2 separate regions of the Homo sapiens genome follow, and region 2 is linked to region 1. Evidence: chromatin contacts called from ENCODE Hi-C or POLR2A ChIA-PET data. All regions are on one chromosome and are shown on one strand. The core of a region is the stretch at or near the end of the contact, and the rest is flanking DNA. Distances in the headings are between cores, read along the strand shown. Region 1 overlaps TBL1XR1 (TBL1X/Y related 1). Region 2 has its middle 45 kb from the start of LINC00501.

The links. Hi-C counts contacts between places; a loop is a spot of excess contacts on that map. ChIA-PET counts read pairs that join two places held with the same protein, here RNA polymerase II (POLR2A). Pooled maps may share reads with other maps.
Region 2: a pooled map shows a loop between it and region 1 (4-fold over the local background). The contact joins two enhancer-like sites. A Hi-C loop is called at or near these places in 1 of 37 single-sample maps with no recorded cell type and 6 of 50 pooled maps. POLR2A ChIA-PET finds 5 or more read pairs at or near these places in 5 of 52 experiments (Caco-2, MCF 10A, activated CD4-positive, alpha-beta T cell and 1 more).

Annotation. Positions count from the first base shown.
Region 1 is chr3:177,144,198-177,147,739 of GRCh38, reverse strand. All of the region lies in intron 1 of TBL1XR1 (TBL1X/Y related 1), which reads left to right. Among named protein-coding and RNA genes, the nearest start is that of TBL1XR1, 52 kb to the left of the region's middle. RefSeq lists a silencer at 2,905-3,199. Within about 2 kb of position 2,164, at least 8 of the 41 ENCODE cell types and tissues checked have a DNase peak (open chromatin) inside an H3K27ac peak, as active enhancers do.
Region 2 is chr3:177,337,245-177,341,226 of GRCh38, reverse strand. No RefSeq gene overlaps it. Among named protein-coding and RNA genes, the nearest start is that of LINC00501, 45 kb to the right of the region's middle. RefSeq lists enhancers at 2,295-2,394, 2,252-2,546 and a silencer at 3,832-3,982. Within about 2 kb of position 2,451, at least 10 of the 41 ENCODE cell types and tissues checked have a DNase peak (open chromatin) inside an H3K27ac peak, as active enhancers do.

The sequences.
Region 1 (3,542 bases), core at 915-3,414:
AAGTGATTATTTGTCATGTCTAAGCTGAAGCCTTATTAGGAGCCATTGCATGAATGATTTTTGCTAATTTTCCTCAGCCCCAAGAAAAATGGGCCAGATAAAGACTATTTCTTTTGCTAGATTCCAGAATGAAGAAGATGCCTGTAGCCAACCTGTAGCTGACAACAAAAATGAGAAATACATTTTGCGCTGTCTGTTGAACCCAAGACCCTTTCAGAGTAAAACTAATTTAATAATCATAAGTACTTTCTTTCACTGTGTTGACATTTGCACTTTGGCTCAAAAGTGATGTTTTGGAAAACTTGCTGGTTAGGAAAAAATCAGTGCAGTTTCTTCAAACTATGTTCTGCAGCACCATCACCACATATTTATAGTAAACGAAGTTTTACTTGGTCGGGCATCGTGGCTCATCCCTGTAATCCCAGCACTTTGAGAGGCTGAGGCAGGAGAATTGCTTGAGCACAGGAGTTTGAGACCAGCCTGGGCAACATAGGGAGACCTCGTCTCTATAAAAAAACCAAAAATGTTAGCTGGGCATGGTGATGCGTGCCTGTAGTCCCAGCTACTTAGGAGGCTGAGCTGTGGTGATCCCTTGAGTCCAGGAGGTTGAGGCTGCAGTGAGCCAAAATCACGCCATTGCACTCCAGGCTGGGTGATAGAGTAAGACTACATCTCTTAAAAAAAAAAAAAAAGTCTTAGGAATCTCCTTGATGAAGCAGTAAAAAGTATTAATCTAAAAAAATCATGATCTGAATCTGAATCATTTTAATGGTCTTTGTGATGAAATGGGAAATGTTCATAAAATACTTGTGAATGCAAAAGTATGATGGTTTCAGAGGGAAAACTCTTGGGCATTATTTGAGTTATGAGCAGAACCAGCCTTCTTTAATTTTCGCTTGAAACAGTGACTCACTATGGTGATTCTGACATGAGCATTTTAGAGATATTTTCTCAAACAAAGTGAGCTTTTACTTTAAGGAAAACAACGGACGGTATTTGTTGCCAGTGATAAAATCTGAGATTTCACGTGATAGTTTGGGTTTTGGAAAATTATTAGATACTGTGAGCTTGATAGCTTCCTGTTATTTAGAATTTTTCTGATGATCTTGGTAAAAGTAGTAGTGAATACAACTTTTTTTTTTTTTTTTTTGAGATGGAGTCTCGCTCAGCTGCCCAGGCTGGAGTGCAGTGGCGTGATCTTGGCTTACCACAACCTCCGCCTCCTGGGTTCGAGACCAGCCTGGCCAACATGGTGAAACCCCCATCTCTACTAAAAATACAAAAAATTACCTGGGCATGGTGACGGATGCCTGTAGTCCCAGCTACTCGGGAGCCTGAGGCAGGAGAATCACTTGAACCCGGGAGGCAAAGGTTGCAGTGAGCCGAGATCACGCCATTGCACTCCAGCGTGGGCAACAAGAGCAAAACTCCCATCTCAAAACAAACAAAGCATATCATATGAAAGCCAGAAAACTGACTTAACCTGAGGCAGTATAGTGAAGATGTACTGCTGTACAAGCCAAATGAAAGCAAATTGCTTCTGAAATTCTGTTTGTAGAGATAGAGAAACCTTTGCCAGAATGATAGCTGCATATCAGGTACTGAACTAAGCAGATCACATATGAATACCAGCTCTTCCTTGTAGTCATTAAGATTAAAACACAGTCATCCTCTAAAAATATTTGTTTTCTGTATTAGCCAGACAGTTGTATTAAGTAGGTACCTGCTAGGAATTGCAATCCTTGCATCTTTCAGTTCTTTGACAATTCTTTCAGGAATGCAAATTACTTTTGTTTGGAGGGAGAGCTCCTGGGATCTCCATCAGACTTCCTGATAAAAACTACCCTGCAACTCCACCTGTCATGGCATCAGTATGGGAATTTTGTCTGTTGGAAAACTAAGACTGCCCTTTGCAACTATATGTTCAACACCTGGAGAAGATAACCAATAAATTGGGAGGGTTAATCTACTCTGATAAATGGACTTTTGACCAAAACTTTATTATTTGACCACTGTCATTCCTCTTTCTGACAAATGTGCCACATTGGTGCTATCTGGGTCTTTTAGAGATTTAAGAGTTAGCTTTTATAGTCCCAGAAAGGTCTGGGTGTTTCACTTTTCAAGTACATGGTTACCTTAGTAAGGGGCTGTTGATCTTTGTGGAAAGCCAAGAGGGAAATCACAGTACTTGTGATGTAATTATAGAGCTTTGTCTAAAGGATACCTTGCCTTACTGCCTTTATTCTAGAGGGTCTGCGAACTTTGAGAGGCTGTTATTTTTCTATCTTGGTGGCTTATGTCCCCCTTGTCAGGTCTCTGTATTCCATACATATTTGTTTACCCAGGTTAGGAGTTAGCAGACTTTTTCTATAGGGAGCCAGATATACAGTCACTGAAAAAAACAATGCAGTGCTGCCATTGTAGTGCTAAAGCAGCCATAAATAGTACATAAATGAGCTTTTCTGTTCAATTAAAACTTTATTTACTAAAACACAGTGGGTCAGATTTGCCTCCGGTTGTAGTTTTCATACCTCTGGTGTAGATCACATAGGATTATAGTGGAATGTCTTTATGTTACGGTTTTAGGGACTTTCCAAGGTTCCTGCAGACAAACCAGTTTGATAACCACTAGGTTCCTGTTCGTTAAGCTTGCCTGGTACCACTTGAAGTTATAATTAAACAGTCAACAAAATCAGCCTGTGCATTTGAGTTTTGGTTTTAAAGCTTTAGAGCAGGGGTTGGCAAACTGCAGTCTGCAGGCCAAATGTGGCCAGCCTGTTTTTTTGTGATCCACAAGTTAAAAATGTTTTCCATAATTTAAAATAATTGAATAAAGAAGATCAAAAAAGAATGATATTATTTTGTGACAAGTTAAAAATTACATGAAATTCAAATTTTCATGTGTAAAGTTTTATTGAAATACAGCCACATTGATTAATTTATGTGTAGGTTATGGCTGCTTTCTTTTTCTTTTTTTCTTTTTTTTTGGGACGGAGTCTCCCTCTGTCGCCCAGGCTGGAGTGCAGTGGTGCAATCTCGGCGCACTGCAAGCTCCGCCTCCTGGGTTCACGCCATTCTCCTGCCTCAGCCTCTGAGTAGCTGGAACTACAGGCACCCGCTACCACACCCAGCCAATTTTTTTTTTTCTAAAGTAGAGATGGGGTTTCACTGTGCTAGCCAGGATGGTCTCGATCTCCTGACCTCATGATCCACCCGCCTTGGCCTCCCAAAGTGCTGGGATTACAGGCGTGAGCCACCGCGCCCGGCCAGGTTATGGCTGCTTTCACTTCACAACTACACAGTTGAGTAGTTGCAACAGAGACCTTTGGCCTTGGAAGAATTACTATCTGGCCCTTTACAGAAAAACGTTTTCTAACCTTGGCTTAAGATGGAGAACGATTCTTTAATGTTGTACTTAGTAACTGCCTCTTTCTTTGTCAGTGCCATGAGTCAAAAATTTATGCTGTGAATATGTCACTTTGTGTTTTTTTTTGAGACGGAGTTTTGCTCTTGTTTCCCAGGCTGGAGTGCAGTGGTGTGAT
Region 2 (3,982 bases), core at 1,202-3,701, 190 kb before region 1:
ATATAAAAATTAGCCGGGCATGATGGCACGTGCCTGTAGTTTCAGCTACTTAGGAGGCTGAGGCAGGAAAATCGCTTGAACCTGGGAAGCGGAGGTTGTAGTGAGCCGAAATTGTGCCATTGCACTTCAGCCTGGGCAACAGAGTGAGACTCCTTCTCAAAAAAAAAAAAAAAAAAAAATTGCATATTTTCAAATAGCTAGAAGATCAGATTTTTAATGTTCCCAACACAAAGAAATGATAAATGTTTGAGGTAATGGTTATGCTAATTACCCTGATTTGATTATTATACATTGTATCCATGTATCCAAATATCACACGGTACCCCATAAATATGTGTCAGTTAAAAATAATAATGAAAGCAAAAAATAAAAATTAGTTAATTAATTAACACAAAATAAATAAATAATCTCATCATGCACTGTGGGGTAGCACACATGAATTTGATCGTATTTGTAATTTGGAATCTATGCCAAATGCCATCTCAGTTATGAGGGTTATTCAGAAAGACAAACAGGATAGATACTCCCCAGCTGTCATGCCGCCTTAGTGCACAGGAAACCCTGTGAGCAGCTGACCCTCCAAGCTGATCTCAGCCCATTGGTATTCTTGGTGGTCCTGTCCCAGTATCTTAAAGGTGAAAAGTGCTGGGTGTAACATGTGTCACAAAACAGCTCTCTGAGTTAAGGTCTTTGCTTAATGAGGAGCTGTGAATACAGAGGACCTGTGGGAATACTTTAGGAATTAACCATGTGCTCATATGGTAGATCTACTACAGCTAACTAGCTGAGTGACCTTGAGCAAGGTACTTAACCTCTCTGGGCCTCTCATGTCCTTATACCTAAAATAAAGACATTGGGCCATTGGGCTAGATAATCTCTAAAACCTCTTCCAGCACAATAAATCTCTTCCAGCACAATAAATCTGTGATACATTCTTTATACAAATTAAAATATAGTTTTTAAAAGTTCCCCCAGGTCTTTTAGAAATAAATAGGCCGGGCGCAGGGGCTCACGCCTGTAATCCCAGCACTTTGAGAGGCTGAGGAGGGCAGATCACGAGATCAGGAGATCGACACCATCCTGGCTAACACAGTGAAACCCTGTCTCTACTAAAAATACAAAAAATTAGCTGGGCATGGTGGCATGTGCCTGTAGTCCCAGCTGTTCAGGAGGCTGAGGCAGGAGAATCGCTTGAACACAGGAGGCAGAGGTTGCCGTGAACTGAGATCGCACCACTGCACTCCAGCCTGGGCAACAGAGCGAGACTCTGTCCCAAAAAAATAAAATAAAATAAAATAAAATAAAATAAAATAAAATAAAATAAAATAAAATAAAATAAGACTATGAGCCAGGAGCAGTGGCTCACGCCTGTAATCCCAGCACTTTGGGAGGCCGAGGCAGGTGGATCACCTGAGGTCGGGAGTTCAGGACCAGCCTGACCAACATGGAGAAACCCCGTCTCTACTAAAAATACAAAATTAGTCAGGCATGGTGGCGCATGTCTGTAATCCTAGCTACTTGGGAGGCTGAGGCAGGAGAATCGCTTGAACCCAGAAAGTGGAGGTTGCAGTGAGTCGAGATCACTCCATTGCACTCCAGCCTGGGCAACAAGAGGAAAACTCCGTAACAAAGAAAGAAAGAGAGAGAGAGAGAAGGAAGGAAGGAAAGGAAGGGAGGAAGGAAGGAAGGAAGGAAGGAAGGAAGGAAGGAAGGAAGGAAGGAAGGAAGGGAGAGAGGAAGAAAGGAAAGAAAAGAAAGAAAGAAAGAGAAAGAAAAAGAAAGAAAGAAAGAAAGAAAGAAAGAAAGAGAAAGAAAGAGAAGAAAGAAAAAAGAGAAATGACTATGTCTAGAGAAAAAGATCTAGTGGGCAAACTATAAGTGAGTAAATCAGGCTAGTAGCAAACATATTCAGGAACCACCATGATAAAATGTGGCTGCTTATCTTTCCTGTTTGAACAGGAGGTCACAGTTTTGCTATATAGAGTTGAAAGGTTGTATAGACAGGATGTGTTAATTTGAGTTAGAATTCATCTGGGGCACCTGGACAGTTAATCCATCTCTGGGCTTCAGGAATCCAATACTACCCTAAGAACACTGTTGTAGAATGTATACGGCATGCTGGACATGGAAATCGGCTTGCTCCATTGGTGGTGGGGCATAGAGAGGTTCATGTCAGCCCAGCACATCCCCAGGAACTATACCAGTTTCCTTATTGCCCAAGCCAATATCTACAATGCAAAGCATCTTTCAACTGTAATTTAGGAGGACTATGAGCTGGCCACCTGAGTTTTTGCTTGCAGTTCAGGAACTATTGCTAAAAATGCATTTTATGGTGAAACAAGGGATTAGCTAATCTTTCAGGCTAACAGAGGACCAGCTACAAATGTTTCCTGTGTGTATTGTGAAACTCTGAGATAACAGAGAAGTTCCTTATTGCCCTCTGAATTTCCCTTCCCCCAGGACCTCCACTGGTCACACAAGCCATTATCTGAGACAAGCTGACCAGAGCGTGATGCTATAACTTTTTTTGTTCATACTTCCAAATTAAATCTGGTTAGAAAAATAAATGGCTAGAAAGTATTTAAATCTTGTCTTGAATCTTGGAGGAATTTACTTATTTTTCTTCATCTGTTGGCTACCCTTCTTTAAAAAAAAAATTATTATTATTTTTTTTGAAACGGAGTTTTGCTCTTGTTGCCCAGGTTGGAATGCAATGGTGCGATCTCAGCTCAACGCGACCTCTGCCTCCCGGGTTCAAGCGATTCTCCTGCCTCAGCCTCCCGAGTAGCTGGGACCACAGGTGCCCGCCACTACACCCAGATAATTTTATATTTTTAGTCTCAAACTCCTGACCTCAGGTGATCTGCCCACCTTGGCCTCCCAAAGTGCTGGGATTACAGGCGTGAGCCATTGCGCCCGGCCAGTTTTATTTTTTATTAACAAACTCATTCTCTGGATATTCTGGAGACAAAAGCAAAACACCCAAGAAAATGGGCACTTAGGCAATAAGAACTCAGACCCCTGTGGTTTGCTACAAATGTACTCACTAACAGAGCACATGCTGCCACCCTTAAGTTTCACACATGCTGCCAAGACCAAAGGTCCACTTTGATGACTAAATGGTAACACTATTTTCTTTGAATCATAGTATATGCATTTAATATTCTCTTGGGCCTTACTTAAAAGAGTAATATTTTTTCTTTTTTTTTTTAGGGTAAAGATATGGGAATTTCCCAACCACATTGTTCCACTTCATATCTTCTTCTTTCTCTTCTCATTTTATTTTCACTGCAGACCAGAGTGAAGACAAATGTGTATTACTTGGTAGCTTATGAACAGCAAGGAAAAACTGACTGGCAACCGCCATGGAAAGGTGTGAAACCGTAACCACGAGGACTCTCACATTTACATGTTACTGACTAGCGAATGTCTAGGCCTAAAACATCTGCCCTCTTATAGCTGTTTTATTATTATGTAAACATGGCTACAAGATTTCTGACATAAAATAGTAGATGACTCAGTGTCTTCAAATGATTAATTGCTGGTTTTTTTGCCTGACCTCTTTCTTCATTTCTTCAATAATAAATCTATTGTCATGCATTGAATTACGGAAGACTGAAGCTCCCAAATGCTGGGCCTGAAAATGCACTCACTCTCTCCAACAGCATGCGGGTGTTTCTCATTAGTTTCATAAGTGCCAAGAAAATTTCAAAATGATACCAAACAAGAATATTTTAAATTTTATCACATTACCAGCTAAGAAATCTGTAAGCACATTGTTAATTCACTTATATTCATCGCACAGCAAAACAAATATGGCATTTCAAAACTGAGAAAGTTAAAGCCTCCTATAAGAAGTCTATAGCCACCGTTTCTTGAGTCCTGTCTTCATATCTCATTCCTCCCAGAGCACATCTCTCACCAAGGTTCCTGTTAGATTCCATTCTGGTTTGTGTCTTTGTGGAGGCATGTCTGTCCGTAG